2 separate regions of the Homo sapiens genome follow, and region 2 is linked to region 1. Evidence: read pairs that join two places in POLR2A ChIA-PET (ENCODE). Cell type or tissue: Panc1. All regions are shown on one strand. Each heading gives the region's core, and the rest is flanking DNA. Links, peaks and the distances in the headings are about the cores only.

Region 1 (15,882 bases), core at 5,118-13,117:
CTGGTATAAAAATAGGCACATAGATCAATGGAACAGAATAGAGAACCCAGAAATAAACCCAAATACTTACAGCCGACTGCTCTTCAACAAAACAAACAAAAACGTAAAGTGGGGGAAAGGACACCCTTTTCAACAAATGGTGCTGGGATAACTGGCTAGCCACATGTAGGAGAATGAAACTGGATCCTCATCTCTCATCTTATACAAAAAATCAACTCAAGATGGATTAAGGACTTAAATCTAAGTCCTGAAACTATAAAAGTTCTAGAAGGTAACATTGGAAAAACCCTTCTAGACATTGGCTTAGGCAAGGATTTCATGACCAAGAACCCAAAAGCAAATGCAATAAAAACAAAGATAAATAGTTGGGACTTAACTAAACTGAAGAGCTTTTACACGGCAAGAGGAACAGTCAGCAGAGTAAACAGACAACCCACAGAGTGGGAGAAAATCTTCACAATCTATACGTCTGACAAAGGACTAACATCCAGAATCTACAAAGAACTCAAACAAATCAGTAAGAAAAAAACAAACAATCCCATCAATAAGTGGACTAAGGACTTGAATAGACAATTTTCAAAAGAAGATACACAAATGGCCAACAAACATATGAAAAAATGATCAACATCACTAATGATCAGGGAAATGCAAATCGAAACCACAATGCGATACCACCTTACTCCTGCAAGAATGGCCATAATCTAAAAATCAAAAAACAGTAGATGTTGGCGTGTATGCAGTGAACAGGGAACACTTCTACACTGCTGGTGGGAATGTAAATACAACCACTATGGAAAACAGTGTGGAGATTCCTTAAAGAACTGAAAGAAGAACTACCATTGATCCACCAATCCCACTACTGGGTTCTACCCTGAGGAAAAGAAGTCATTATACGAAAAAGATACTTGCACACACGTTTATAGTGGCACAATTCACAATTGCAAAATCGTGGAACCAACCCCAGTAGCTGGGATTACAGACGCCCGCCACCATGCCCAGCTAATTTTTTGTATTTTTAGTAGAGATTGATGCCCATCAATCGACGAGTGGATAAATAAACTGTGGTATATATATTCAATGGACTACTCCTCACCCATAAAAAGGAATGAATTAACAGCATTTGCAGTGACCTGGATGAGACTGGAGACTATTATTCGAAGTGAAGTAACTCAGGAATGGAAAACCAAACATCATATGTTTTCACTAATATGTGGGAGCTAAGCTATGAGGACACAAAGGCATAAGAATGATGCAATGGACTTTGGGGACTTGGGGAAAAGAGTGGGGAGGGAGGCAAGGGATAAAACATAACAAATAGGGTGCAGTGTATACTGCTCGGGTGATGAGTGTGCCAAAATCTCACAAATCACCACTAAAGAACTTACTCATGTAACAACATACCACCTGTACCCCAATAACCTATAGGAAAAAAAATGAATTAAAAAAAAAATTATCCAGGCATGGTGGCATGTGCCTGTAGTCCCAGCCACACAGGGGGCTGGGGCAGGAGGATTCCTTTAGCATAGGAATTCAAGGCTGCAGTGAGCTATGATTGCACACTGCACTACAGCCTGGGCAACAGCAAATTCTTTTTTTTTTTTTTTTTTTTGAGACGGAGTCTCGCTCTGTTGACCAGGCTGGAGTACAGTGGCGCTCACTGCCACCTCCGCCTCCCGGATTCAAGCGATTCTCCTGCCTCAGTCTCCTGAGTAGCTGGGACTACAGGTGCATGCCACCAAGCCCAGCTAATTTTTGTATTTTTAATAGAGACAGGGTTTCACCATGTTGGCCAGGATGGTCTTGATCTCTTGACCTCTTGATCCGCCCATCTCAGCCTCTCAAAATGCTGGAATTACAGGTGTGAGCCACCGTGCCCGGCCTAAAAGCAAATTCTTTAATTAAAAATAAAAATAGAGCCAGGTGCAGTGTCTCACGCCTATAATCCCAGCACTTTCGGAGGCCGAGGTGGGTGGATCGCCTGAGGTCAGTCGTTTGAGACCAGCCTGGCCAACAGAGTGAAACCCATCTCTACTAAAAATACAAAAAATTAGCTGGGCACAGTGGCGGGCACCTGTAATCCCAGCTACTCGGGAGGCTGAGGCAGAAGAATCGCTTGGACCCAGGAGGCAGAGGTTGTGGTGAGCTGAAATTGCGCCACTGCACTCCAACCTGGGCAATAAGAGCGAAACTCCATCTCAAAAATAAATAAATAAAAATAAAAACGTTAATGAGATTTATGAACAGAGAATCCAAGCGTTCCCCCCCTGGGTCCCACTTGTTGAGAATATAAACAGCAACTGCATTTCATAATACCTCAGTTTGGAGAAAAAAGGGTATCTATTCTGCCCTCTCCATAGCTCAGTTACATTGGACCTCTTTCTGTTTCTCAAATGCTCTAAGCACATGCCTGCTGCAGGGCCTTTGCATCACTGCCCCCTGGAATAGTCTCCTTCCCATCACTCCTCAGGAGGCCTTTCACAGCCACACAGGCTAAGGCTGCCCCTTCACATCTCCTACCCTTCACCTTCATTCATGTAAAAAATACTAAATGTATCTGGGATACCCCATCTGTCCTACGACCTTATTCTGTTACCTTCAGAGCACTTTTCACAATTTGTAACAATTTCATTTACTGGTTTATTGTCTATCCCTTCTGAATGTCAGCCCCACAGGGCAGAAATATTTGTCTACTCTGTTCATTGCTGCACCCCCAGAACCCAGCACAGGGCCTGGCACACAGCAGGTGCTCAACCACCATCTGCCAAATCAATGGAGAAAGAAAAGGAGGCGAGGGAAGGAACAGAGGGGCTACTCGGTTCTGCTACACATCGCATGCACAAAAGCATAGATTCTGCTACTTTTCCAACCCCTCACACTCAAATACTCTACATTGGTTAAAAAGAAAATGTGATCCCAGGAAACAATTCAAATACAAGGTGAGCATCCCTGATGCAGAATGCTTGGGAGCCGAAGTGTTTGAGATTGCAGATGTTTCCAGATTGGGGGACATCTGTGCCATCCTTACCAGTTAAGCATCTCAAATCCAAAAATCTGAAATCCAAAATGCTCCAGTGAGCATTTCGTTTGAGTCCCATGTTAGTGCTCAAAAGTTTTAGATTTTACATTTATTTATTTGGAATTTTTTTGTTTGTTTTTGTTTTTGTTTTGAGACAGGTCTCTCTCCATCACCCAGGCTGGAGTGCAGTGGCGTGATGTCAACTTACTGCAACCTCTGCCTCTCAGGTTCAAGCGATTCTCCTGCCTCAGCCTCACAAGTAGTTGGGACTACAGGCACGTCCCACCACACCCCACTAATTTTTATATTTTTAGTAGAGATGGGTTTCACCATGTTGCCCAGGCTGGTCTCAAACTCCTGGCCTCAGGTAATCCTCCCACCTCGGCCTCCCAAAGTGCTAGGACTACAGGCATGAGCCACCGTGCCTGGCCAGATTTTAGACCATTTGAGATTTTGGATTTGGGATGCTCAACCTGTGATATAATCCATGAGGACAGGGGATTTGTCTTTCTCATTTACCTCTGTGTTCCCAGAGTCTAGACTTGTGCCATATACAATAAACATACAATAAATCCTTGTTGAGATAATGCAAGACCCAACAGCTAAATGAATAAATGAACGGCACAGGCTTTGCTATAGTTTGATCCAGGCGGTATATGAAATGGAGCTTCAACGTTAAAGTCTCAGAGACTCCCAATGTATTGGCCTAAGGGCATCCTTTCCCTTACAAGGCCACCATCCCATTCCAGATGCCTAAGTGAGAGAAACAAAGAACTTTCTGTTTCCAAACCTCTAAGGTTACTGAACAAACAATGCCGATTAACTTACCAGGGGAACCCAGTAGGTATAGAGTGCACCAAGTCTCATTTCGGGAACAAACTGAGAGCAGGCAAGAAGTAAGAAATAGAGGTTGAAAAAGTATTTGAACTGGTTGAACAGCACCTGGAATGGAGGGAGACAACAGAGAAAGACATTCAGGGCTTGTCTGATGAGATCTGGAACATTTGGTGGGAAATGAATAACATCTAAAAACATTCCTGCAGCCAGGCGTGGTGGTTCACGCCTATAATCCCAGAACTTTGGGAGGCCGAGGCGAGCGGATCACCTGAGGTCAGGATTCGAGACCAGCCTGACCAACATGGCGAAACCCTGTCTCTACTAAAACTACAAAAATTAGCCAGGCGTGGTGGCAGGCACCTATAATCCCAGCTACTCAGGAGGCTGAAGCAGGAGAATTGCTTGAACCCGGGAGGAGGAAGTTGCAGTGAGCCAAGATCGCACCATTGCACTCCAACCTGGGCAACAAGAGCGAAACTCTGTCTCAAAAAAAAAAAAAAAAAAAAAAAAAAATCCTGCTTTATAATACAATTTACACTATACTTTTCACATAGAGCTTAAACACTTCCATATGTTGTTTAGAAAAACATACATGGGTAATAAAAGTATCATTTGTAAAAGAAAGAGTAAATAATGATATACATGGAAATTGTAAATACCAAATTCAGAAGAGTAGTTACTTCCTGGGGAAGGGGTAAAATCTAACATGGAGGGGCACACAGGGGCATCAACTATGTTATGTGTGTTTTGGGGTTTGGTTTTGTTTTTTGAGACCAGGTCTCGCTCTGTCACCCAGCCTGGAGTCCAGTGGCGTGATCGTAGCTCACTGCAGCCTCGAATTCCTGGGCTCAGGCGATCCTCCTGTCACAGCCTCCCAAGTAGCTGAAACCACAAGCATGCACCACCATGCCCAGCTAAATTTTTTGCTATTTGTAGAGACAGGGTCTCCCTATGTTGCCCAGGCTGGCCTTGAACTCCTGGGCTCAAGCGATCCTCCCACTTCAGCCTCCCAAAGTGTTGGGATTACAGACCTAAGCCACTGCGTCCAGACTGTGTTATTTCTTTTTTTTTTTTTTTTTTTTTTTTTTTGAGACGGAGCCTTGCTCTGTTGTTTAGGAGGAGGTTTTTGCGGAAAATGCTTATGCTATAAGGTTGAGTGCAAAAAGAAATAAAAAGTTATGTCCAGCCAGGCGCAGAGGCTCACACCTGTAATCCCAGCACTTTGGGAGGCTGAGGCAGGCGGATCACGAGGTAAGGATATCAAGACCATCCTGCCCAACAAGGTGAAACCCCGTCTCTACAAAAATACAAAAAATTAGCCAGGCACCTATAGGCTACTCAGGAGGTTGAGGCAAGAGAATCGCTTGAACACAAGAGGCAGACGTTGCAGTGAGCTGAGATCGCGCCACTACACTCCAGCCTGGGTGACAGAGCAAAACTCCATCTCAAAAAAAAAAAAAGTTACGTCCACAGCATGTCCAGACGTGGTGGTACATGCCTGTAATCCCAGCACTTTGGGAGGGCGAGGTTGGCAAATGGCTTGAGCTCAAGAGTTCGAGACCAGCCATGGCAACATGGTAAAACCCCATCACTACAAAAAATACAAATATTAGCCAAGAGTGGTGGCATGCACCCGTAGTCCCAGCTACTCAGGAGGCTGAAGTGGGAGGATCAATTGAGCCCAGGAGGCGGAGATAGTAGTGAGCCAAGATCATGTCACTGCACTCTCGCCTGGGTGACAATGAGTCCCCCACCTCAAAAAATAAAAAGTGAAACCCCATCTCAAAAAATAAAATAAAAAATAATTTTTAAAAAGTTAAATGGCCGCACACAGTGGCTCACGCCTGTAATCCCAGCAATTTGGGAAGCCGAGGCGGATGAATCACGAGGTCAGGAGTTCAAGACCAGCCTGGCCAACATGATGAAACCCTGTCTCTACTAAAAAATAAAAAAAGTAGCCGGACATGGGAGCACGTGCCTGTAATCCCAGCTACTCAGGAGGCTGAGGCAGGAGAATCACTTAAACCCGGGAGGTGGAGGTTGCAGTGAGCCGAGATCACGCCATTGTGCACCAGCCTGGGCAACAGAGGGAGACTCAGTCTCAAAAAAAAAAAAAAAGCTATGTCCACAACATGACCTCAACTCCATAAAATAACACAGTCAAATCCTCCCCTGGGGAGCAGCTAGGTGCTAGTGTGGTTCTGACCATTGGCATGCACCCGAGAGTCAGACTGAGACCACATGACTAGTTTGGGCCAATAGGTAATGAATGGACGTACTGTGTCTCGTTGAGGCTAAGGCAGCTAAGAACCATTGGTGCCTCTTGAGCCACTCTGGTGACTTTGGTGGCCACATAGTCCAGGTGCCATACCCAGGAAATGGAGGAGTGTGGCCCAGTCTGCATCAGACTTTCCATGAATGAGAATAAACCTATTCCTCACTTGAGGTACTGAGAGTTGGGGGGAGTTGAGGAAACCAGCAATGAATATAGTCAAAATCACCCTTAAAAACATTCACGGCTGGGAGCGCTGGCTCGTGCCTATAATCCCAGCACTTTGGGAGGCCAAGGTGGGTGGATCACCTGAGGTCAGGAGTTCGAGACCAGCCTGGCCAACATGGTGAAACTCCGTCTCTACTAAAAATACAAAAAATTAGCCGGGCGTGGTGGCGGGTGCCTGTGATCCTAGCTACTTGGGAGGCTGAGGCAGGAGAATTGCTTGAACCCAGGAGGCGGAGGTTGCAGTGAGCCAAGATGGCTCACTGTGCTCCAGCCTGGGCGACAGAGCGAGACTCCATCTCAAAAAAAAAAAAAAAAATTCAAATTTCTGTTTGGGAGGCTGAGAGAGGAGCATGGCTTGAGCCCAGGAGTCTGAGGCTGCAATAAGCTCTGATCATGCCACTGCACTCCAGCCCAGGCAAGACAGTGAGATCTGGTCTCTTAAAAAACAAATTCCAATTGACCTTGAACTCGACTATATAATAGATTTGTGCCTCTGCACTATCACTCAATATCTAACACTACCATTATGTTCCTTTCTGCATTGGAGCTGATTGCTACTGCTGCTTCTCAAAGTCAACTGGTGTGTGTTTGGAGGCAGTGCTGGATAAAAATAGATATTTAATTTATGTGCATGTTGGGGAGAAGGTTTGCTGAGTACATGTCCACAGATTTGTGTAAGTTAATGTGGAAGTGTTATGCCACCAGAAACATTTATTATTAGCAAAAATACTAATGAAAATTCTCTCTATAGATGGTAAGATTAAAATGCATCTTTATTTTTTCTCCTCTAAGCTATTATCTCCCAACTTGCCAATATTGACTACATGTGTCATGATGGGGGGAAATTTAAGCACTGCTGACATTCTTTTCTGCTGTTTTGGTCATAATGCTAGGTCCCCAGAATGTCTTTTTCATTCTTAGGCTTAGCACACCAAATACATGTGAAGTTACTCTAACTGAGCAGGTGGGGTCACAGCCTTGCAGAGAGAAGGCAGGTGCCCCCTCCACCCCACCCCACCTCCAACCCCGCCACTACCCAGTGCTGAACCCAGGGAAGATGAACAACCAGGGACTAAGGTGGCACAGAAAAGTCACTGACATCTGCCACAGGGAACTCAGTCTTTTAAGACTGTACCGGCGGGCAAGGTGGCTCACATCTGTAATCCCAGCACTTTGAGAGGCTGAAGTGGGTGGATCACCTGATGTCAGGAGTTCAAGACCGGCCTGGCCAACATGGTGAAACCCCATCTCTACTAAAAATACAAAAATTAGCCACGCGTGGTGGCACATGCCTATAATCCCAGCTACTCAGGAGGATGAGGCAGGAGAATCGCTTGAACTCAGGAGGCGGAGGTTGCAGTGAGCCAAGATTGCGCCACTGCACTCCAGCCTGGGCGACAGAGTAAGACTCTGTCTAAAAAATAACATGACATGACATAACATCTGTACCAATGCATGTATTTGTGATGGAAAAAAGAAAAGAGCACGGTCCCTGCCTGCACGTACCCCAGGAAGAAAGGTGAAGAAATTGTACTTCTGATTGTTGATGACATTCCGAGGATACCTCTGGTCTCTCTTCTCGGGGTGCCCCAGCCAGACAGTGCGGGGCCTGGCCTCCCCTCCACCGCAGCATCTCAGCCACTCGCAGCACCTGTGGGAAAGAAACCCACGCATCAAGGCCACGCCCACGCATCGAGGCTGTGCTCATGTCTGCCCACTCTTCGCAGATTGCTTTTCTCTACAGCATCTTCTCTGGCTCAGGACCACAGCCATATTTGAGGCTTCATCTTTCAGTGAAACAAGAAAACAGAGCAGAAGCTCCCACGAAGCTGTGGTCCAAATAAAAGATGCTTTGTCCTGGCCAGGCGCGGTGGCTCACACCTGTAATCCCAGCACTTTGGGAGGCCGAGGTGGGCAGACCACAAGGTCAAGAGATCGAGACCATCCTGGCTGACATGGTGAAATCTCGTCTGTACTAAAAAATACAAAAATTAGCCGGGCGTGTTGGCACGTGCCTGTAATCCCAGCTACTCAGGAGGCTGAGGGAGGATAATCGCTTGAAACCAAGAGGCGGAGGTCGCAGTGAGCCAAGATCGCACCACTGCACTCCAGCCTGGCGAAAGACTGAGACTTCGTCTCAAAAAATAAGTAAATAAATAAATAAAAAGATGCTTTGTCCCCAATCCCAAATTATTTACAGTCTTGCATTGTTAAGCGACAAGGATACGCTCTAAGAAACGCATTAGGCCATTTCGGCACTGTGGGAACATTCTAGAGTGACTTACACAACCTGGCTGCCATCACCTGCTATGCACTAGGCTGAATGGTACAGCCTATTATTCCTCAGCTACAAACCTGCACAGCATGAGACTGTACTGAATAAGACAGGCAGTGGTAGCACAATGGTAAGTACTTGTGTCTCTAAACATATCTACATATAGAAAAAATACAGTAAAAATACAGTATTCTAATCTAATGGGGCCACTGTTATATATGTGGTCTGTGGTTGGTTGATATGTCATTATGTGGCAAAAGACTGTGTTCCAAAAAGTAAGATTCGGCCAGCCATGGTGGTTTATGCCTATAATCCCAACACTTTGGGAGGCCAAAGCAAGAAGATCATTTGGGGCCAGGAGATTGACACCAGCCTGGGCAACAAAGTGAGACTCTCATCTCTATTAAAAATTAAATTTTTTAGCCAGGCACGGTGGCTCATGCCTGTAATCCCAGCACTTTGGGAGGCCGAGGCAGGCGGATCATGAGGTCAGGAGTTCGAGATCAGCCTGACCAAGATGGTGAAACCCCGTCTCTGCTGAAGATACAAAAATTAGCCAGGCATGGTGGCAGGCGCCTATAATCCCAGCTACTCGGGAGGCTGAGGCAGGAGAATCGCTTGAACCCAGTAGGCGGAGGTTGCAGTGAGCTATTGCCACTGCACTCCAGCCTGGGCAACAGAGCGAGACTCCGTCTCAAATAAATAAATAAATAAAAATAATAATAATTTTTTAAAGGTAGGCTTTATTTTAGAATAAAAGGATTTAAGAAAATAAATATATCACAGTAAGTACTATTATTACATCTATGCTTCACAGATAAGAGAGAAGCTTGGGCCAGGCGAGGTGGCTCACGCCTGTAATCCCAGCACTTTGGGAGGCCGAGGCAGGCGGAGGTACCTGAGGTCAGGAGTTCAAGACCAGCCTGGCCAACATGGTGAAACCCCATCTCTACTAGAATTACAAAAATTAGCTGGGTGTGGTGGCAGACGCCTATAATCCCAGCTACCAGGGAGGCTGAGGCAGGAGAATAGCTTGAACTCGGGAGGCGGAGGTTGCAGTGAGCCAAGATCATGCCACTGCACTCCAGCCTGGGTGACAGAGGGAGACTCCATCTCCAAAAAAAAAAAAGAGAAGCTTGGAACAGCTAAAGCACCCAAGTTTGCAGAGACGTAAGAAACAGCTGGGTCTGGCCTTGAACTGTGTCAGCCTTATTCCAAAGCCTAGTGTCTTTTCCCCACCCCATGCTGTCACAGCTGCTAGTTCCACCAAGATTGCTATATAAAGGAAAAGGGGGAGCGGGGGAATCTCCTCTCCACCCCCAGCTTTCCTTTTCAGCAACACATTAGAGGAGCAAGCCACAAAGATGATGTCTCAGAGCTCGATATAACCTGGAGAGAAGCCAGCACACCAGCTGTCGGCAGAACGACCCCAAGGGCGCCCCCAACGTGGTTTTCCCAAGAGGACAGCTCATTGGTGCCAACATCAGCACCCCCACTCCCAGGTCACCCTCCCACGAGGCAAAGGAACACCTAGGAATCTGGGCTGCTCTGGCAAAACGAGGTGCTCTGAGGACCCCAAAAACGGCAGCTTGTCCTTCAGGAGAGCTTTATTAAACAAGGCACTCTGAGAAGTACAAGCTCCCGAAAAACTGCAACAAAAACGTCCCTCGCTGGACCGCTCACCTCACCGCCCCAGCACTCAAAGGCTGAGGCAAGGTCCCAGCCCTGCCAGCCCCCTGGGATGTCGCCAGCTAAGGTGAAACCAACAACTCACATATTACTCGTCCACCACAGACCTTCCTTCTTCCCTTGTTCCCACAGAGCAGGTCCTGGTGGGTGCTGGGGTACAGAGCTAAGAAAACACAGCCTCTGTCCATCAGGACCTTAAAGATGAGCGAGCCAGCAGGCTGCCTGCTCAGATGCTCAAAATTTCCATGATGAAACACAATGCTCTTTCTTAAAAATAGCATCCTCATTCCAGTAAACCAGCATTCATGGTGGAGTGTGGCTCTGCTAAGGTTTCACTTCTAGTAACTCATTCTTGTTGGCCCCTTTCTAAGTTGTCCAAAAGCCAGAGACACACACAGAAGCCTCAAGGAGTCCAACCACTCTCGCCACTCCTGTTTCCAAGTGCAAATCACCCATGCTGGCCATCAGTGGACACTCACTGAATACATTTTGAATGAATGGAGGAAGCAAAGAGGGAGGGGGAGAGGAAAAGGATGGGAGAAAAAGGGGAAGGAGGAGAGGAGCGAAGGAAGATTCATTTGACAGAAAGCGCATCACCGTATTTGCAGAAACCTTACTGGATGGTGAAGACTGACTCCTCTAAGAGCCAGTAATTCTCTCCCTATCCTATAATAATCTAGTAATGACTGTCTTCATAGTTGTACAGTTCTAATGAAAGATGAAAAATGAATTTAAGAGAATCACAAACTGTCAGGTTGACTGTTTATACAAAATTTTTGTTCTGTTTTGTTTTAGCAGAAGTTTCCAGACATCAAGCTATCCGGTTACAGTTATGCTATTTATTAATTACTTAGCCTATCACCTTTGTGCATATGCACAAAGTACAGGTCACTCACTGCACTATGGGAGCAAGAGATTGGAAACAAATCTAACCATTTGTTTCAGTCCCTTCCCGCTACTATAACAAAATACCTTAGACTATGTAATTTACAAACAAGGAAATGTATTGCTCATAGTTCTGGAGGCTGCAAAGTCCAAGATGGAGACACCAATAGATTCAGTATCTGGTGAGGCCCATTCCTCATGCCTTTTTTTTTTTCCAGACAGAGTCTAATTCTGTTGCCCAGGCTAGAGAGCAGTGGCACGATCTCCACTCACTGCAACCTCCACCTACTGGGTTCAAGCCATTCTCCTGCCTTAGCCTCCTGAGTAGCTGGGATTACAGGCGTGCGCCACCACACCCAGCTAATTTTTGTATTTTTAAGTAGAGACGGGGTTTCACCATGTTGGTCAGACTGGTCTTGAACTCCTGACCTCGTGATCCGCCTGCCTTGGCCTCCCAAAGTGCTGGGATTACAGGCGTGAGCCACTGTACCTGGCCTTTTTTTTTTAATTTTTTTTTAAATTAAAAAATCTGTATTACCCAGGCTGGTGTACAGTGGTACAATCACAGCTCACTGCAGCCTCAAACTCCTGGGCTGAAGCAATCCTCTTACCTTAGCCTCCCAAGTATATGGGACTAAAGGCATGTGCCACCATGCCTGGCTAATTTTTTAATATTTTGTAGAGTGAGGGTCTCACTATGGTGTCCAGGGTGGTCTCAAACACCTGGCCTCAAGCCATCCTCCCACCTTTGCCTCCCAAAGTGGTGGGGTTACAAGTTGTGCCACCATGCCTGGCCCCTCATGCCTTTTTCTTTTCTTAAGATGGGGTCTCACTCTGTCGCCCAGGATGGAGTGTAGTGGCATGATCTCAGCTTGTTGCAGCCTCAACCTTCCAAGCTCAACCAATCCTCCCACCTCTCAGCCTCCCAAGTAGCTGGGACTATAGGCAAGCACAATCACACCTGGCTAATTTTTGTAATTTTTTTTTTGTAGAGATGGGGTTTCACCATGCAGCCCAGGCTGGTCTCAAATTCCTGGGCTCAAGTGATCTGCCCACCTCATCTTCCAAAGTGTTGGGATTACAGGTGTGAGCCACCCCACTCAGCCCCTCCTGCCTCTTTTATAAGGGAATTCATGAGGATTCTGCCTTCATGACCCAATCACCTCCTCAGTGCCCAACTTCATACAACTATCAGATTTAGGGAGAAGGGATACATTCAGACCATAACACCGTTCATCAAAGGAAGACTGGTTAAATAAACAGGGATAAGCCATAAATGAAATTCCTAACCCCCTCTAAAGCATAAGGTCCTCTTCCGGTTCCAGGCACTTCGGGAGCTGTGGGTTCGGTGCAGACATGTCCAAGTCCACATACAACCACACACAACCAGGCCCGAAAATGGAACAGAAATGGCATCAAGAAATCCCAGTCCACGTGTATCCCATTTTGGTTTTTTTAAGAAGAAATTTAAAAAAGAAAGAAAGAAAGAAAGGAAGAAATCCCAGTCACAAAGATATGACTTTCTTAAGTGGGTGAACCCCAAGTTCCTGAGGAACATGCACTTTGCCAAGAAGTACAAGAAGAAGTGCATGAAGAAGATGCAGGCCAACACCACCAAGGCCCTGAGTGCACACGCCGAGGCTATCAAGACCCTTGTAAAGTCCAAAGAGGTTAAGCCCAAGATCTCAAAGGGTGTCGGCAGCAAAATTCATCGACTTGCCTACATTGCCCACTCCAAACTTGGGACGCATGCTCATGCCCGCACTGCTAAGGGTCTTAGGCTGTGCTGGCCAAAGGCCAAGAATCAAACCAAGGCCCAGACTGCAGCTCCAGCTTCAGTTCCAGCTCAGGCTCTCAAAAGTGCCCACGCCCCTAAAAGGCTTCAGAGTAGAGATCTCCATCTGCAAACATGAGGACAGAAGGATTGGTATGACCTCTGGGCTGCCGTCTGCATGGGGTTGGTATCTTCCTGTGCTATTTGTACAAATAAGCCTGAGGCAGGGGGAAACAAACAAAAAAAAGAATAAAATAGCGCTGTGTGCACAAAATGACCCAATCTGCAAAATACACAAAACCGAAAAGCAAGGGGCTAAAAGGTGTGTGTAGGATGCTATTCTTTGCACGAAAGCAAGAGGACATACATGCAGGGAGACGCTTGCATGAGCACAGACAATCTCCACGACGAGCTAATAACACTGGCTCCCTTTCAGGAAGAAGGAGTAGGGAGAACTTTTCCTGTATATTCTTTTAGTAAGATTTGCATTTTTTACATTCTACACATATTGTCTATGGGACTAAATGTTTCTGCAGCTAAATTCATAAGAGTAAGCATTATTTTATTAAGCGCTTACCCGGTACAAAGTACTATTCTAGGTCCTCTGGGACCAAACATTGGAACAGAATCCTTGCCTTCTCCTTCCTCACAATCTCATTGCAAAACTGGAGTGTTTGGCACAGGATAAAATAAGAACTTTGTGTTACCTGAGCCAAAAGCCCATCTCATTTAACCAATTTGATTGTTACCACATTCATTCAGTCTTCACCTGCACTGAATATAACTTACACCTTTTAATACAGGACTTATTTGACTTTCAAGTCAATAGATACTGAACACTTAGTAACAACAACAAGGCAAGTAATAGCAGCTTCCTTTTTGTCACTCCTCCATTCCCAAAGTGTGCCCTGAGTGTTTGCACAGTGGCCAGCCCTCGCCTAGGCACCGGGCATTCAGTAGCGAACAGGACAGACAAGGCCCTCCTCCCATGGACCTTGTAGCCTAGTGGAGGGAGACAGTAAACAACTTCCAAAGAAAATAAGGCCAGGGGCCAGAGAGTGAATGAGGAAGGGGTGTGGCTCCGGGAATGGGTGGCCAGGGAGGTGAGGGGACAGTTTAGCTGAGTGCCAAGAAGAAGCTGCCATGCACCCATACAAGGAAGTGCAATCCAGGCAGATGGAACTGCACAGGCAAAGATCCGGAGGTGGGAGGCAGCCTGGCACTCGCAAAGCATGCAAAGACTGGCTGCAGCAGAAATGCACCCATCACGGGGAGAAGATAAAGGACAAGGAGGGAGGAGATGGGGGGCGGACAACACAGGGCTTTGTCACCAGGGCAAGGAGTCTAGATGTTACTCCATACACAGTGTGGATCATTTGAAGGTTATAAGCAGGAGAGTGGAATGATCTCATTTATAGTTTTAAAAGGTCCCCCAGGCCACTGGTCAGAGAAAACACTGCAGTGAGCAAGAGCTGAAGCAGATAATGGGTATAGGGTTTCTTTTTATGGGAATGAAATGTTCTCACATTGTAGTTACTCTTATTTTTTTTTTTGTCTTTTGTTTTTGTTTTTTTTTCCTTTTTCTGGAGAACGAGGTCTCGCTATATTGCCCAGGCAGGTCTCGAACTCCTGGGCTCAAGCTATCCTCCTGACTCTTGCTTCCCTGAGAGCTGGGATTACAGGCGGGAGCCACCGCGCCTGGCCCTCACATTGTAGTGATAGCTACACAACTCTACAAATACACTAAAACTTGCTGAATTGTACACTTTAAATAGGTGAATTATAAGGTATATGAGTTATGTCTCAATGAAACTGTTATATTAACAACAACAAAAAAAACAGAAACAGGAATTATTTATGAGGCTGGTGCCATCATCCAGGCAAGACTATAGAGCAGTCCAGACTAAGGGGGGTGGCAGTGGGGGAGTGAGGAGTAGGGTACTAGGGTACAGACTCTCGATATGTTATAGATGTAGAAATGCACAATCTCTAAAATGTCAAAAATGAAAAAGAAATGCACTGTCTCATTTAATGTTCACAACAATCCTACAAGGTACTAGCACCATTCCCATTGTTACAGTGGATAAAGTGAGCCCCAGAGGACTCAGTGACCTGCCCAAAATCATCTGCTACATCCGCTCTCTCTCCTACTAACGGGTAGAAGCAGGAATGGAGCCCAGGCCTGTCTGATCCAGACCCTGGGCTAAGAGCTCTCTGCATCCTGCACTACCATGAACAGCCTCACCTGCACAATTCTTTCACAGCAATACTTTTTTTCCCAGTCTCTCAGTTCACAAATTGGAAGCGTCTTTGGGGACCATCAAGAGTGACTGTTCGGTCCATGCAGGAGCTCTCTTGCCCCGTACCCATTCACCTTTGAGCCACTTATCAATTTACTCCCTCTCAGTGCCAACATCACCCTTGAATACCTGCTCTGCCACAATGGACAGATTTCCTTTATGCCTCTCTCCCTTATGAATTATTTCCTTTGCTAATTACACAGATTACTAATCTACCATGTCACTCTTTGCACACGTGTGGGGCCCAATATATATACATTCAGCCTTACCAAAAGTACGTAACCCCAGTTGGACTAAGAAGCGTATTCACAGAAAAAGAATACAAAAGATACTACTCACAGTATTATTGCTGGGGAGTGAAAAAAGAGAATTGTTGGATGAATAAAGTCACTTGACTTGTACTTTTTGCTGTACCCACTTCTGCATATTTTAATTTCTTATGAACATGTATTACACTTTTCAATATTGATTTTAAAGATGATATTAACTAAGCAAAAAACTAAGCAGAGGTACTGTGGTCCTAAACTTTTGAACTTGTATGCTTCAAGGACTCATACTACGGGATACAAAACCAAACACCTCCACGGGACAGGCAGGTAAAATAAG
Region 2 (15,882 bases), core at 3,722-11,721, 150 kb after region 1:
TGGCTGTAATCCCAGCACTTTGGGAGGCCAAGGCGGGCGCATCACCTGAGGTCAGGAGTTCGAGACCAGCCTAACCAACATGGAGAAACCCCGTCTCTACTAAAAATACAAAAAAATTAGCCAGGCGTGGTGGCGCATGCCTGTAATCCCAGCTACTCGGGAAGCTGAGGCAGGAGAATCGCTTGAACCCAGGAGGTGGAGGTTGTAGTGAGCCGAGATCGCGCCACTACACTCCAGCCTGGGCAACAAGAGCGAAACTCCGTCTCAAAAAAAAAAAAAAAAAAAAAAAAAAGAAGGGCCAGCCTTGGTGGGTCACACCTGTAATCCGAGCACTTTAAGAGCCCAAGGCGGAAGGATTCCTTGAGCCCAGGAGTTCGAGGTCAGCCTCGGCAATATAGTGAGACCCTGCCTCTATTTTTCATTTAAAAAAAACCCAAAATTTGTTAAAAGTGTATATCTCATGATAAGTGTTCCTCTCAATCAAGTAAAATAAAACGACCGCCACAAACCAGACTTTGTGATGGCGACAAATATCTCAGGTTTAATCTTGAAATCTGTAAATTGAAGAATAAAGAAAATAATTTAATCCTTTCCTTTATATCCTTTTTTGTTTGTTTGTTTGTTTTTGTTTGAGATGGAGTTTTGATCTTGTTGCCCAGGCTGGAGTGCCATGGTGCGATCTCAGCTCACTGCGACCTCCACCTCCCAGGTTCAAGCAATTCTCCTGCCTCAGCCTCCCCAGTAGCTGGGATTACAGGCATGTATCACCACACCCGGCTAATTTTGTATTTTTAGTAGAGACGGGGTTTCACCATGCTGGTCAGGCTGGTCTCGAACTCCTGACCTGAAGTGATCCACTCACCTTGGCCTCCCAAAGTGCAGGGATTATAGACATTAGCCACGGTGACTGGCCCTTTCCTTTATACTTTATATCCTTCTTATTTGGGGATCTCTTTTTTATTTTTTATTTTTTTAAGAAAAGTACATATGACATGGTATATATTGACCCTTCCTGACTTTATTCAATTAAATATTATAATTGACTATTAGATGGTTATTTCTTTATTGCTGTTAATTTTTTTTTTTTTTTGAGACAGTCTCTCTCTATTGCCCAGGCTGGAGTGCAGTGGCGCAATCTCGGCTCACTGCAAGCTCCGCCTCCCTGGTTCACACCATTCTCCTGCCTTAGCTTCCCGAGTAGTTGGGACTACAGGTGCCTGCCACCACGCCCGGCTAATTTTGGTATTTTTAGTAGAGACGGGGTTTCACCTTGTTAGCCAGGATGGTCTCGATCTCCTGACCTTGTGATCTGCCTGCTTCAGCCTCCCAAAGTGCTGGGATTACAGGCGTGAGCCACTGCACCTGGCCTATTGCTATTAAATTTTAACATCAGCATTTCACATAGTCCCTATTTGGCTTTCATAGTTCCTGTTGACTGAATATCATTTATATTTAACTTGAAAAATAGATATTTATATTTCACTTGTGTGGACATAGTTGAAAAAGTGTAGGAATTATAGATTTTATCATGCAACATTTTATGTTGTTTCCAGCCTCTGAACGAATAAATAATTTATATGTGCAATGTATATGTTTTGTTCCTAGGTCCTCTGGGGAGGCATTGTAGGGGAAAAACCCACAAAACCTGGTGTTGGAGGGTCAGGGTTCAAGTTCTGTTCTTAGCAATAATGTGATCTTGAGCCCATCAATCATTGTTTCTGACCCCACATGTCCTTATTAGTAAAGTGAAACTGATAATACATATGCCACTGCATTGTTAAATTACTATTATAATAATAATTATTATTATTTGAGACGGAGTCTCACTCTGCCACCTAGGCTGGAGTACAGTGGCGCAATCTTGCCTCACTGCAATCTCCACCTCCCGGGTTCAAGCAATTCTCCTGCCTTGAGTAGCTGGGATTATAGGTGCATGCAACCACGCCCAGGTAATTTTTGTATTTTTAGTAGAGACAGGGTTTCAGGGTTTCAGGGTTTCACCATGTTGGTCAGGCTGGTCTCGAACTTCTGACCTTGTGATCCGCCCGCCTCGGCCTCCCAAAGTGCTGGGATTACAGGCATGAGCCATCCCGCCCGGACTGTTAAATTAGTATTTATTTTCTTTTTCCTTTTTTTGAGACGGAGTCTCACTCTGTCGCCCAGGCTGGAGTGCAATGGCGCGATCTCGGTTCACTGCAACCTCCGCCTCCTGGGTTCAAGCAATTCTCCTGCCTCAGCCTCCCGAGTAGCTGGGACTACAGGTGCACACTGCCACACCTGGCTAATTTTTTTCTATTTTAGTAGAGACAGGGTTCACCATGTTGCCCAGGATGGTCTGGAATTCCTGAGCTGAGGCAATCCACCCTTCTCAGCCTCCCAAAGTGCTGGGATTACAGGTGTGAGCCACCGTGCCTGGCCCTTCTTTTTTTTTTTCTGAGACGAATTCTTGCTCTGTCACCCAAGCTAGAGTGCAGTGGCGGATCTTGGTTTACTGAAACCCCCGCCTCCCAGGTTCAAGCAATTCTCCAGCCTCAGCCTCCTGAGTAACTGGGATTACAGGCATGTGCCATCATGCCTAGCTAATTTTTGTATTTTTAGTAGAGACGGGGTTTTACCATGTTGGCCAGGCTGGTCTTGAACTCCTGACATTGTGATTTGCCCACCTCGGCCTCCCAAAGTGCTGGGATTACAGGCATGAGCCACCATGCCTGGCCTATTTATTTTCATTATAATTGACAGTTATTTAATTAAGTATAAACTTTTAGCTACGTGTTGTGAATGTGTGTTATGTCACTTGACTAACCTATAAAGTGTGAACAGTTATTAGCATCACAGGTGAGGTTCTTGAGCCTCAGAGAGGTTAAGTGACTTGCCCATGGTCACACAGCCTGAAAGTGGCAAACCTGGGATATGAACCTAGGAACATATGACTGCAAAAACAGTACCCCAAGTCATTCGACGTGAAGCTGCCTTTTGATGATGTAAGTGAGATTGACTGCGACTTGTAAAGCTGTCTGTAAATGCCTAGTTAAGAGAGATATGGCCAAGACATCAGAAATTTTGAGCAGAAGAAGGTTCTAGGAATCAACTAATTAAATAACGTGATTTTAGAATGATGAGGCCGAGAGTCTACCTTGGGTCAGAAACTAAGATAGAGATGTCAGATGAGAAGACAGATGCCTAGCTGCACCCTGGGCTCCCTGTAGTGCTGTGTTTAGGTTCTCAGACCCGGGAGTCAGAGCCTGGGCTCAATATTGAGCTCCGGTTCATACTAGCTGTGTACCTTGGACAAGATATGTAAATTCTCTATACCTTAGTTTCTGCATCTCTAAAATGGGATAGCTAAGAGTAATTACAGGCTGGGTGCAGTGGCTCATGCCTGTAATTCCAGCACTTTGAGAGGCCAAGATGGATGGATCACGCGAGGCCAGGAGTTTGAGACTAGCATGGCCAACATGGAGAAACCCCATCTCTACTAAAAATACAAAAATTAGCCGGGCTGGTGGTGCATGTCTGTGATTCCAGCTACTTGGGAGCCTGAGGCAGAAGAATTGCTTGAACCTAGGAGGCAGAGGTTGCAGTGAGCTGAGATTGCACTGCTGTACGCAATCCTGGGTGACAGAGCAAGACTCTGTCTTCGGGAAAAAAAAAAAAAGTGTAATTATAGAAAGATTAAACAAGTTTAAAATGTGTGACATGCTTAAAATAGTGGTAATTTATAAATGTATCATTATTCTGGCCACCACTGATCGTCTTTAAAACTGCACCATTCCTATTTGATGAGCTGAACATACAAAAACATCCATGGATACCATTATCATCTTTATCTCTTGCGAAACAGCAAATGATGAATAAACCCGTACAATTCATTTTTCTTTTTTTCTTTTTTTTTTGAGATGGAGTCTCACTCCGTCACCCAGGCTGCAGTGCAGTGGCGCGATCTCAGCTCACTGCAACCTCCGCCTCCCGGGTTCAAGCAATTCTCCTGCCTCAGCCTCCTGAGTAGCTGGTACCACAGGTGTGCACCACCATGCTCGGCTAATTTTTGTATTTTTAGTAGCGATGGGGTTTCACCATGTTGGCCAGGATGGTCTTGATCTCCTGACCTTCTGGTCCGCCCGCCTTGGCCTCCCAAAGTGCAGGGATTCCAAGTGTGAGCCACCATGCCCGGCCTGTACAATTCATTTTTCTAAGCCACTAATCTGATCAATTATTTCACTGCCTTGATTAACACTTTTCCATGAAGTATTTACAAGTCACATATCTGATAAGTATCCAAAATATGAAAACAACTCTCACCACTTGACAATTGTATTCATTGTTTTTAAGACAAAAAATCCAATTAAAACACGGGGGAAAAAATGGAATAGACATTTCCCCAAAGTACATATACAAATGGCCAAAATGTACATGAAAAGATGCTGAGGATCATTAGTCATTAGCGAAATGCAAATCATAACTGCAATGTGATGCCACCTGAGACCCTGTAGGGTGGCTATAATAAAAAATATGGAGAGTAACAAGTGTTGGCAAAGATGGAGAGAAATTGGAACTCTCATACATTGTTGGTGGGAGTATAAGTGGTACAGCTGCTTTTGAAAAATCTGGTAGTTTCTTAAAATATTAAACATAATTTTCATTTGATCCAGAAGTTCTACTCCCAGGTATATATTTGAGAGAATTAAAAACATATGTCTACAAAGAAACTGTTTTTTTTTGTTTGTTTGTTTGTTTTGTTTTTTTTTTTAGACAGGGTCTTGCTCTGTTGCTCAGGCTGAAAAACAGTGGTGTGATCTTGGTTCACTGCAGCCTCTTCCTCCAGGGTTCACACAATTCTCGTGCCCCAGCCTCCCAAATAGCTGGGATTACAGGCATGTGCCACCATACACGGCTAATTTTTTTTTTTTTTTTTTTTTTTTTTTGCATTTTTAGTGGACATGGGGTTTCACCATGTTGGCCTGGCTGGTCTGAGACTCCTGGCCTCAAGAGGTCTACCCACCTTGGCCTCCCAAAGTGCTGGGAGCCACTGTGCCTGGCCCTCTACACAGAAATGTGTATACAAATGTTTATAGCAGCATTATTCCTAAACTCCAAAAAGTAGAAATAACGTAAATGTCCATTGACTGATGAACTGATAAACAAAATATGCTCTACCTATACAACGGAATATTATTCAGCTGTAAAAAGGGAAGAAGTAGATCACTGGCACAGAATAGAGAGCCCAGAAATAAACCTTCAGGTATATGGGCCAATGATCTTTGACAAGGGTGCCAAAACTACACAAGGGGAAAAGGATTGTCTCTTCAACAAATGGTGTTGGGAAAATTGGATATCTACACAAAAAGAACTAAAGACATACCCTTTTCTTCTTGTGCCATATACAGAAATTAATTCAAAATGGATTAGGAACCAGGGCTTTGTGTGGTGTCTCACGCCTGTAATCCCCTCACTGTGGGAGACCCAGGCAGGAGGATTGCTTGAGGCCAGGAGTTTGAGGCCAGTCTGAGCAACACAGCAAGACCACATGTCTACAAAAATAATAATTGTAAAAAAGATTAAAAACCTAAACATAAGACCTGAGATTATAAAACTTCTAGAAGGAAATATACTGGGGCGGGGCGGAGTGGCTCATGGCTATAATCCCAGCACTTTGGGAGGCCAAGGAAGGCGGATCACTGGAGGTCAGGAGTTCAAGACCAGCCTGGCCAACATGGTGAAACCCCGTCTCCACTAAAAATACAAAAATTAGCTGGGCATGGTGGTGGGTGCCTGTAATCCCAGGTACTCAGGAGGCTGAAGCAGGTAGAATTGCTTGAGCCTGGGAGGCAGAGGTTGCAGTGAGCCGAGATCCTGCCACTGCACTCCGGCCTGGGCAACAAGAGCGAAACTCTGTCTCAAAAAACAAAACAAAACAACAAAACAACACAAAAACAGAAAACAAATATTGGCAAGAAATTGGTACCCTTAGATACTGTTGGTGGGAGTGAAAAATGGTGTAGCCACCATGGAAAACAGTATAGTGGTTCCTCAAAAAATTTAAAATAAATGGCTGGGCGCAGTGGCTCACACCTGTAATCTCAACACTTTGGGACACTGAGACGGGCAGATCACCTGAGGTCAGGAGTTTGAGCCTGGACAACATGGTGAAACCCCGTATCTACTAAAAATACAAAAATTAGCCAGAAATGGTGGTGCGCGCCTGTAATCCCAGCTACTCTGGAGACTGAGGCAGGAGAATTGTTTGAACCCGGGAGTTTACAGTGAGCTGAGATCGCACCACTGCAACCCCAGCTTGGGCGACAGAGCAAAACTTCATCTCAAAATAATTAATTATTAAATTAATTAATGACCATAAAAAACTATCACCTGATTCGGCAATCCCACTTCTGGGTATATATCCAAAAGAATTGAAAACAAGATCTCAGAGAGAGATTTGCAACATGTTCATTGCGGCACTATTGACAATAGTCAAGATGTAGAAGCAACCAAAATGCCCACTGGATTAATGGATAAAGAAAATGTGGGCCAGGTGCGGGGGCTCGCACCTGTAATCCCAGCACTTTGGGAGGCTGAGGCAGGCAGATCACTTGAGGTCAGGAGTTTGAGACCAGCCTGGCCAACATGGTGAAATGCCGCCTCCATTAAAAATACAAAAATTAGCCCGGCATGGTGGCGTGCGCCTGTGGTCCCAGCTACTCAGGAAGCTAAGGCAGGAGAATACGATGAACCCAGGAGGCGGAAGTTGCAGTGAGCTGAGATCGCGCCACTGCACTCCAGCCTGGGTGACACAGCAAGACTTCGTCTCAAAAAATAAATAAAAATAAAATAATAAATAAATACACCCAGAAAAGGCACTTGTTTATAGAATGAGAGCTGCAATTAGAAGGTAGCGTGTTTTCTTGTCCATGTTGGGCACTGCTCTGTGCACATCTGCAAACGACCTTAAGAGCACCAGGAGCACTAATTTGGGGGTTACAAATAAATTTCAGTGAGTAGGTGAATTTGAAAATATGCAGGCCTCAATTAATGAGGATCACTGTCTTTTGAAGACCATTATTGCATAAGTGCATTTGGAAAAGCCAGCCTCATTCTGATGAAAAACCGTGCGAGTATTGCTGGAGAAATGTTAGAGTCGAAATTTTTCCTGATTTGCAGCTGAGAGTCTCCTAACTGATCCAGAATCCCAGATTTCACCAAGAATCATGAATGAAAGGGAGTGTTTTCCATAGCATTTGGGAGACAGAGATTTCACACCCCCAAGATGAGTCACAACTGATTATTGAGGGATTCTCTGTGGCTAGGATATTTCAGCCAAGAGTTGAAGAATGCAGAAGTCCTTCTTCCTCCGTACAGGAGAGCCCATCTTATTATTTCCCTCTCTCTTGTTCCTAAGACATGGCTGTTTACTCTTTTATTTTTGAGACACAGTTTCACTCTGTCGCACAGGCTGGAGTGCAGTGGCATGATCTTGGCTCACTGCAATCTCCGCTTCCCGGGTTCAAGTCATTCTGCCATTCTCATGCCTCAGCCTCCTGAGTGACTAGGAATTACAGGTGTACGCCACCACGCCTGGCTAAGTTTTGTATTTTTAGTAGATACGGAGTTTCACCATGTTGGCCAGGCTGGTTTTGAACTCCTGACCTCAAGTAATCTGCCTGCTTTGGCCTCCCAAAGTGCTAGGATTACAGGCGTGAGCCATCACACCTGGCTGGTTTCGCTGTTTAAAAACCCATTCTGGGCCAGGCGCGGTGGCTCACGCCTGTAATCCAAGCACTTTGGGAGGCCGAGGCGGGCGGATCATCTGAGGTCAGGAGTTCGAGACCAGCCTGACCAACATGGAGAAACCCTGTCTCTACTAAAAATACAAAATTAGCCGGGCGTGGTGAGGCATGCCTGTAATCCCAGCTACTCAGGAAGGCTGAGGCAGGAGAATTGCTTGAACCCAGGAGGCGGAGGCCAGGAGGCAGAGGTTGCGGTGAGTCGAGATCACGCCACCGCACTCCAGTCTGGGCAACAAGAGTGAAACTCGGTCTCAAGGGAAAAAAAAAAAAAAGAATCTGCTGGATGCGGTGGCTCACACCTGTAATCCCAGCACTTTGGGAGGCTGAGTTGGGTGGATCATGAGGTCAGGAGTTTGAGACCAGCCTGGCCAGCATGGTGAAACCCCGTCTCTACTAAAAATACAAAAAATTAGCTGGGCATAGTGGCACACGCCTGTAGTCCCAGCTACTCGGGAGGCTGAGGCAGGACAATTGCTGGAACCCAGCAGGTGGAAGTTGCAGTGAGCCGAGATCGCGCCACTGCACTCCAGCCTGGGTGACAGACTGAGCATCTGTCTCAAAAAAAAAAAAAAAAAAAAAAAACCCCAACAAAAACCAATTCTAACATGCTTTTGGTTCCAGAGCGCTCTGGAAAACTCAAATAAGTCACTATAGTTAATATAATAGTAGATCCAGTTTCCATTTGGCTGCCTGGGTTCTAATCTGAGCTCTATTCTAGCTGTGCAATGTTGAACCAGCTTATGTGCCTCAGTTTCCCTTGTCTGTAACAATGTAAAATTTTTGCAGTAGATGTAAAAATCATTGTGAAGATTGGTGGGCTTTTTGAGGAAGATGCAGTTACAGGTACTGCGAAGCGGTGGTCTGCCTGCTCCTGATCCTGCCTCACCGCTGTGGGCTCTCAAGGAACAAGTGGGTCAGGAAGCCACACGCTGCAGCCATGGCTTTTATCTGTTTATTGATTTTTAGAGCTGGGGGTCTCACTGTGTTGCCCAAGATGGTCTGAAACTCTTGGGCTCAAGCGATCCTCCTGCCTTGGCCGCCTGAATTGCTGGGACTACAGGGGTGAGACACTGTGCTCAGCTCAAAATGTATTAAGAGCAGGCATTGTGGACCTCGTGAGGCAATTCACATTGCCATTTTAAGCTACATATTTAAATCTAAGCTGTCCACTAGGCTTTGGAGAGGCATTTCCTGAATGTCTGTTCTAAAGGAGGAACTCTTCCAACCCTCTTGTTCTGTGGCAGATAACCCTGATCATGACTTGCAATTACTTTATTTCAATTTATATTTTGGTTTGTTCTCATCACTAGAAATGAAAGCCTCATAAAAACAGGGACTTTATTGCTCCTGTTCATCTATATATCCCCAGGACAGTGCCAGGCACATAGTAGATGCTCAATAAGTATGTGTTGACTGAATAAACGAATGAATAACAGAATTTGGTGTCTGACTCCCAAGCCCTTGTACTTAACACAAGGCTGTGCTTCTTCTCACACCCTTCTTTGTGTGGTAGTGGGTTTGGTCATGACTTAGAGCAGCATTGTCCAATATGGTAGCCACTAGCCACATGTGGCAATTTAAATTTAACTTTAAAGTAGTGAAAGTTAAATAAAGTTAAAAACCCAGCTCCCCAGGCATGCTAGTATATTTCCAGTGCTCAGTACCTACATGTGACAAATGGCTAGTGGAGAGTTCCCATATAGAACATTTCAATTGTCACAGAAAGTTCCATTAACGGAGCTGATTGAGATCAGTGGTTCTCAACTGGAGAAGATTTTGCCTCCCAAGGGGCATTTGGCAATGTCTGGAAACCTTTCTAGTTATCACAGCTTGGAAGATGGACCTGACATCTAGTGGGTAGAGGCCAGGGATGCTGCTATACATGCTACAATACACAGGACAGCTTCACGCTAGAGAAGTATTTGGCCCAAAATGTCAGCAGTACTAAGGCTGAGAAACATGGTTTACAGGAAGGCACTGGGGTGACAGTTTTCTCTGTATGACCAGAATGCTAAATTCCTCAGGATCTGGATGGGTTAATTTGCAATTAAAAGCCTGATAAGGACTCTTCAGTGTATGTGGCATGGTGTCTAGTTTCCTGGCTTGAATTCCTGGAATTCCTCCTAATATTTTGAATAGGATATTAAAATCCAGAAATCATTGCCCAGCTGGGTTTTCAAGTGCCCACACTTCCCTGTGAGACTCATTCAACGGGATTCACAACACTCAGACCAAAAGGCATTTCTAAGGCTAGATTGTTCTAGATCAAGGCTCTGTAAGACACAGTCCCGGCCAAGCCTGCCCGTGAACAGAATGGCTTTTATATATTTCTTTAATTGGATGAGAAACAATCAAAAGAAGGCCAGATGAGGTGGCTCATGCCTGTAATCCCAGAACTTTGGGAGGCCAAGGCAGGCGGATCACCTGAGGTCAGGGGTTCGAGCGAGACCAGCCTGGCCAACATGGCGAAAACCCATCTCTACTAAAAATAACAAAAATTAGCCGGGCATGGTGGTGCACACTGTAGTCCCAACTACTCAGGAGGCTGAGGCAGGAGAATTGTTTGAACCCGGGAGGCGGAGGTTGCAGTGAGCTAAGATCGCACCACTGCACTCCAGCCAGGGTGATGGGGTGAGACTCGGTCTCAAAAAAAAAAAAAAGAAACAATTAAAAGAAGAATATTTTATGACACATGAAAATTATATAAAATTCAAATTTCAGTGTCCACAAAGAAAACTTCTTTGGAACAGTCACCACCATAATTTATATAAAAGTATTGCCCAGGGCTGCTTTCGTGTTGTTGAGTGGTCCAGCCACAGAAGCCACAGGGTCCGCAAAGCTGAAAATATTCACCACCTGCCCTTTTACAGAAAGACTTTGCTAATTCCTGCTCTAGATACTAAAGACCTTACTGGATTTTTTCTTTCCTTCCCTCCCCCTACCCATTTGTTCTTTTATTTTCTTAAGATCAAAATTATCCTGATAATTTGCAGGTGTAGACACAGAGCAAATGACCAAATGGACTTTCTTCGGGAAGCCGAGGGCGGAGGGGATTAGCTTCCATGCAGGGGCGTTCATGTGAAAGATTCCTCTTAGATGAATTTAGGGAACAAAGACCCCGTGGTCAATGATTTCTGTGGGTCTGAAAGTAAAAGACTGGCTGAGTTCTTTTGTCAGTTTTGCAGCACAGATCATACAGTTACTGAATACTCCCCTCCACGGTAGTATTCTTTTAACGCTTCACTCCATGACCTCACAAAAATAATTGCTGGGAAGCAAATTTACTTCGCCCTCTGCCTTTATTTGCTGACCAAGGGGCTCAGCCGATAGCCGTATTGTTGATGGAAATGCAAAAGGGGGTGGAGGGAAGGAGAAAGAATACAATTTGGCCAGGGAAGATGGATATATTGAAAGGATTCGAGGATTTGTCCTTGCTTTATAATTGGAGTCAGGATTTTCCTTCAAGTTACCCTGCACAGACTGGAAGGAAACCTCTCCAGCCTCCTCCACCCCCATGGCCTGTTAAACTCTTTCTCAACAAATTGAAATCTGGCTTTTAAATCCTTGTCATTTTTATGATTATATGATTATAGCGAACATTACAACTTGTCCAGTGAATGGACTTTAAAAAAAATTTTTTTTTTTTTTTTTTGTAGTGAGCATCAGGCTATGTTGACCAGGCTGGTCTTGAACTCCTGGTCTCAAGCAATCCTCTTGCCTTGGTCTCACTTTTTCAAATTCTGAGAATGTCTTTATTCAGAAAGAAAGTAAAAACTGATTAAAAATGATTTGTATGCATTGGGACCAGTTGGGATTTGATTTTTTTTTCTCTCTAAGTCTACAGGAGTTTTCACCGATGGCTTTCAATTCTTTGGAATTTCTGGAAATGGAAGCTTGCATCTTGGAAGCAAACCTACAAACAACCTTATATTGTCCCATACCCTCATTTTAGAAAACAGACCACTCTGATTACTGTGGGGATTACCTGGAGTGATCTGGGATTCCCTTGGCAGGAACAAAGTGGAAAGATTTTCCGGCCCTTTAATTTGTAAAACGAAAACCTGTGTTGGCTGCTACTGGTAGAAAAATAAAAAATTAATACACCCAAAGTAAAAGTTAGCAAGGATAACTGCCAGGCCAGACACAGTTTGTTATAAGCCCCGCAATGTGCAATATTGAAAGTGGTTTCCTTCCCCTAGTACTTAGGCATCCAATCAGTCAAACCATCTGATAACTGCTTATCTCCTCTAATGCGACTGAGATGTGTTTGATGACTCTTTGCATTTCAATCGTAAAGCTCACCTTAGGTAAGCACCTTGAGGAGAAAAAAGAAATTCACAAGTCTCAGCTTTTGCATTCATGGAATTTTCTTTTCACAATGGAAGGAAAGTTAAGCTGGTGCCCGTTAGGGGGAGGGGTGCAGAGGTGGTTGAAGATCTTTGAAAGGGAGGGGCGCAGTGTTCAGTTTGTGTGTAGTGCACACACACATACACACACATACACAAAGGTAAAACACTTCATTTGGGTTAAATGGTTGAGAAACAATCAAAAGAAGAATATTTTATGATGCATAAAAAGATATGAAATTCCCATTTCAGTGTCCATTAAGAAAGCTTTATTGGAATGTAGCTTCTTGTCTCAGGAGCCAAAATAGTAAAGCAAAGCAAAGCAATCCCGAGAGAGGGGGAAGATGAAAGATGAACGGGCCACTCTATGCTTCATTTTTAGCTACCTGAGGACACAGGAAAAATAGAAAATGTGTATAAGGAAAGATTTCCAGGATTTTGGTAATCATAACTTGGCATGTCTGACTCCCTGCACCCACAGTGCTTTTTATAATCCTCTACCCAGCAATCTTCTGTGAAATGGGGAAGAAGCGGGGCACCTCTCTCATAGGAGTAAAAGGTTGATAGATAGGCACGTGTTTATTCTAGCCTGGCACACAGTACATGCTCAGAAAATCTTAGCTGTTATTCTTATCGGGGTGGTTATTGTTTTGTTTTGTTTTGAGATGGCGTCTCGCTCTGTTGCCCAGGCTGGAGTGCAAGGCATGATCTCAGCTCACTGCAACCTCCGCCTCCCGGGTTCAAGCGATTCTCCCGCCTCAACCACCCGAGTAGCTGGGACTACAGGCGCCCGCCACCACGCCCGGCTAATTTTTATACTTTTAATAGAGACAGGGTTTCACCATGTTGGCCAGGATGGTCTCGGTCTCGTGACCTTGTGATCCACCAGCCTCGGCCTCCCAAAGTGCTGGGATTACAGGGGTAAGCCACCGTGCCCGGCCAGGGGGGTGGTTATTGTTAACAGCAGTTGCTCTTGTACTTTTCCATCTCCTATTGTTGGAGAAGTATTAGATTGGTGCAAAAGTAATTGTAGTTTCTGCCTTACTTTATTTTTATTTTTATTTTTTTATTTTTTATTTTTGAGATGGAGTCTTGCTCTGTCACCCAGGCTGGAGTGCGGTGGTGTGATTTCGGCTCACTACAACCTCCGCATCCTGGGTTCAAGAGATCCTCCTGCCTCAGTCTCCCCAGTAGCTGGGATTACAGGCGCTGCAACTTCTGCCTCCTGGGTTCAAGAGATCCTCCTGCCTCAGTCTCCCCAGTAGCTGGGATTACAGGCGCTGCAACTTCTGCCTCCTGGGTTCAAGAGATCCTCCTGCCTCAGTCTCCCCAGTAGCTGGGATTACAGGCACTACAACCAAGGCTGGCTAATTTTTGTATTTTTAGTAGAGACAGGATTTCACCACGTTGGCCAGGCTGGTCTCGAATTCCTGACCTCAGGTGATCCACCCGCCTCGGCCTCATGGAGTGCTGGGATTACAGGTGTGAGCCACTGTCCCCGACCACTTTTTTGCCTTACTTTTAATGGCAATTTATAGTTGGTTGGTGCAAAAGTAATTTCTGCAATTACTTAGTATAACTTCAACTTGGTTATAACTTGGTATAACTTCATTTGGGAGCAGTTTGGCAATATTCGCCAAACTTTAAACATACACTTTCACCCAGCAACTCAGTTTATAGGAGTTCTTCCTATGGATCAATTCCCTCTTCATATGCCAATCAGAATTCATATTTTTGTTTTGAATTCCAAACCACGTGCATGTATTATTGTTTTAGTTTTGTGTTATCAGGATATACATATTTAGGATTATGTCACTTGGTGAATTGACTCCATTATCATTTTGAAATGTCCCATTTTTTCCCTGGAAATATTTCTCAAATTGAAATCTATTTTATCTGAAATTAATGCAGCCAATCCACTTTATTAGGCTTTGTGTTTGCATGGAGTATCTTTTTCAATCCCTTACTTCTAATCTACCTGGTCTTTATATTTAAAGTGGGGTTTCAGGCTGGGTGCGATGGCTCATGCCTATAATTCCACAACTTTGGGAAGCTGAAGCAGGCAGATCACGTGAGGTCAGGAGTTCGAGACCAGCCTGGCCAACACGGTGAAACCCCTTCTCTGCTAAAAACACAAAAATTAGCTGGGCATGCTGGCGCACGCCTGTAATCCCAGCTACTTGGAAGGCTGAGGCAGGACAATCACTTGAACCCAAGAGGCAGAGGTTGCAGTGAACTGAGACTGTGCCACTGCACTCCAGCCTAAGTAACACACACCTAAGGTGGTGTGAGACTCCACCTCAAAAAAATAATAAATAAGAAATAAAGCAGAGTTTCTTAGAGACAGCATATGGTTGGGTCTTGCTCTCTTACAAAACCAACAACTTCTGACTTCAATTGGAATATTTAGATCATTTACCCTTATAGGAATTTTTTATATGGTTGAACTTAAATTTACCATCTTGCTCTTTATTTTTTATTGTCCTATTTGTAGTCTATTCTTTTTCCTTCTTTTTGCCTGGCTCCCTTTGGAATGAGTTATTTTTTAGGATTCCATTTTATTTCCATGACTGGTTTATTAGCTATATCTTGTTTTTTTTTTTTTGGTTGCTCTAAGGTATAAAGTATGCATCTTCAGCTTATCACAATGTACCATCAAATGATAACAGTTCACATATAATATAAAAATCTTGTAGCAATATACTTCCCTCTCCCCATGTCTTTTGCACTGTATTTGTCATAGATTTTATTACTACTTATGTTATAAACTCTGAAATATTTGTTTTTTTTTTCTTGCTTTAGAGTCAATTGTCTTTTTTTTTTTTTTTTTTGAGATGGAGTCTCGCTCTGTCTCCCAGGCTGGAGAGCAGTGGCGTGATCTCGGCTCACTGCATCCTCAGCCTCCTGGTTCAAGCGATTCTTCTGCCTCAGCCTCCTGAGTAGCTGGGACTACAGGCATGTGCCACCACGCCCAGCTAATTTTTGTATTTTTAGTAGAGACGGGGTTTCACCATGTTGGCCTGGCTGGTCTTGAACTCCTGACCTCGTGATCCACCTGCCTCAGCCTCACAAAGTGCTGGGATTACAGGCATGAGCCATTGCGCCCAGCCAATTCTCTTCTTCATAAATAAAATTTTAATTTTAGAACAGTTTTAGGTTTACAGAAAAATTGAAAAGATTGTACTAAGAGTTACCATATACCCTAAACACAGTTTTCCCTGTTATTAACATCTTACATTAGCATGGCACATTTGTTTTAATCAGTTAAACTATTAGCCAAACATTATTATTTTATTATTATTATTATTTTTGAGACGGAGTCTTGCTCTGTCACCCAGGCTGGAGTGCAGTGGTGCAATTCTGGCTCACTGCAACCTCCACCTCCAAGGTTCAATTGATTCTCCTGCTTCAGCCTCCTCATTAGCTGGGACTACAGGCGCCCACCACCACACCCGGCTAATTTTGTGTATTTTTAGTAGAGACAAGGTTTCACCATGTTGGCCAGGCTGGTCTCAAACTTCTGACCTCAAGTGATTCACTCGCCTTGGCCTTGCAAAGTACTGGGATTACAGGTGTGAGCCACTGCGCCCAGCCAATTTTTGTATTTTTAGTAGAGATGGGGTTTTACCATGTTGGCCAGGCTGGTCTTGAACTCCTGACCTCAAGTGATTCACCCAGCTTGGCCCCCCAAAGTGCTGGGATTACAGGCATGAGCCACCTCACCCGGCCAATTTTTGTATTTTTAGTAGAGATGG

Evidence for each region. ChIA-PET counts read pairs that join two places held together with the same protein. Peaks named below come from ENCODE experiments on the same cell type or tissue, not always from the same donor. Only the 100,000 strongest peaks of a DNase experiment are listed, where the experiment ranks them.
Region 2: POLR2A ChIA-PET joins it to region 1 with 14 read pairs; 2 of 35 experiments call an interaction of 5 or more read pairs at or near these places.

What each region holds. Positions count from the first base shown.
Region 1 is chr20:51,721,975-51,737,856 of GRCh38, forward strand. ATP9A (ATPase phospholipid transporting 9A (putative)) reads right to left here. Exons shown (of 28, transcript NM_006045.3): 2 at 7,860-8,004; 3 at 3,845-3,958. It also overlaps the pseudogene RPL29P35. Among named protein-coding and RNA genes, the nearest start is that of ATP9A, 38 kb to the right of the region's middle. In Panc1, for the core only: no CTCF peak of the experiment used is centred there; no DNase peak of the experiment used is centred there; H3K27ac peaks cover 677 bases.
Region 2 is chr20:51,877,508-51,893,389 of GRCh38, forward strand. No RefSeq gene overlaps it. Among named protein-coding and RNA genes, the nearest start is that of LINC01429, 23 kb to the left of the region's middle. RefSeq lists enhancers at 9,702-10,202, 10,203-10,703, 15,210-15,710, 15,711-15,882. In Panc1, for the core only: no CTCF peak of the experiment used is centred there; no DNase peak of the experiment used is centred there; H3K27ac peaks cover 1,868 bases.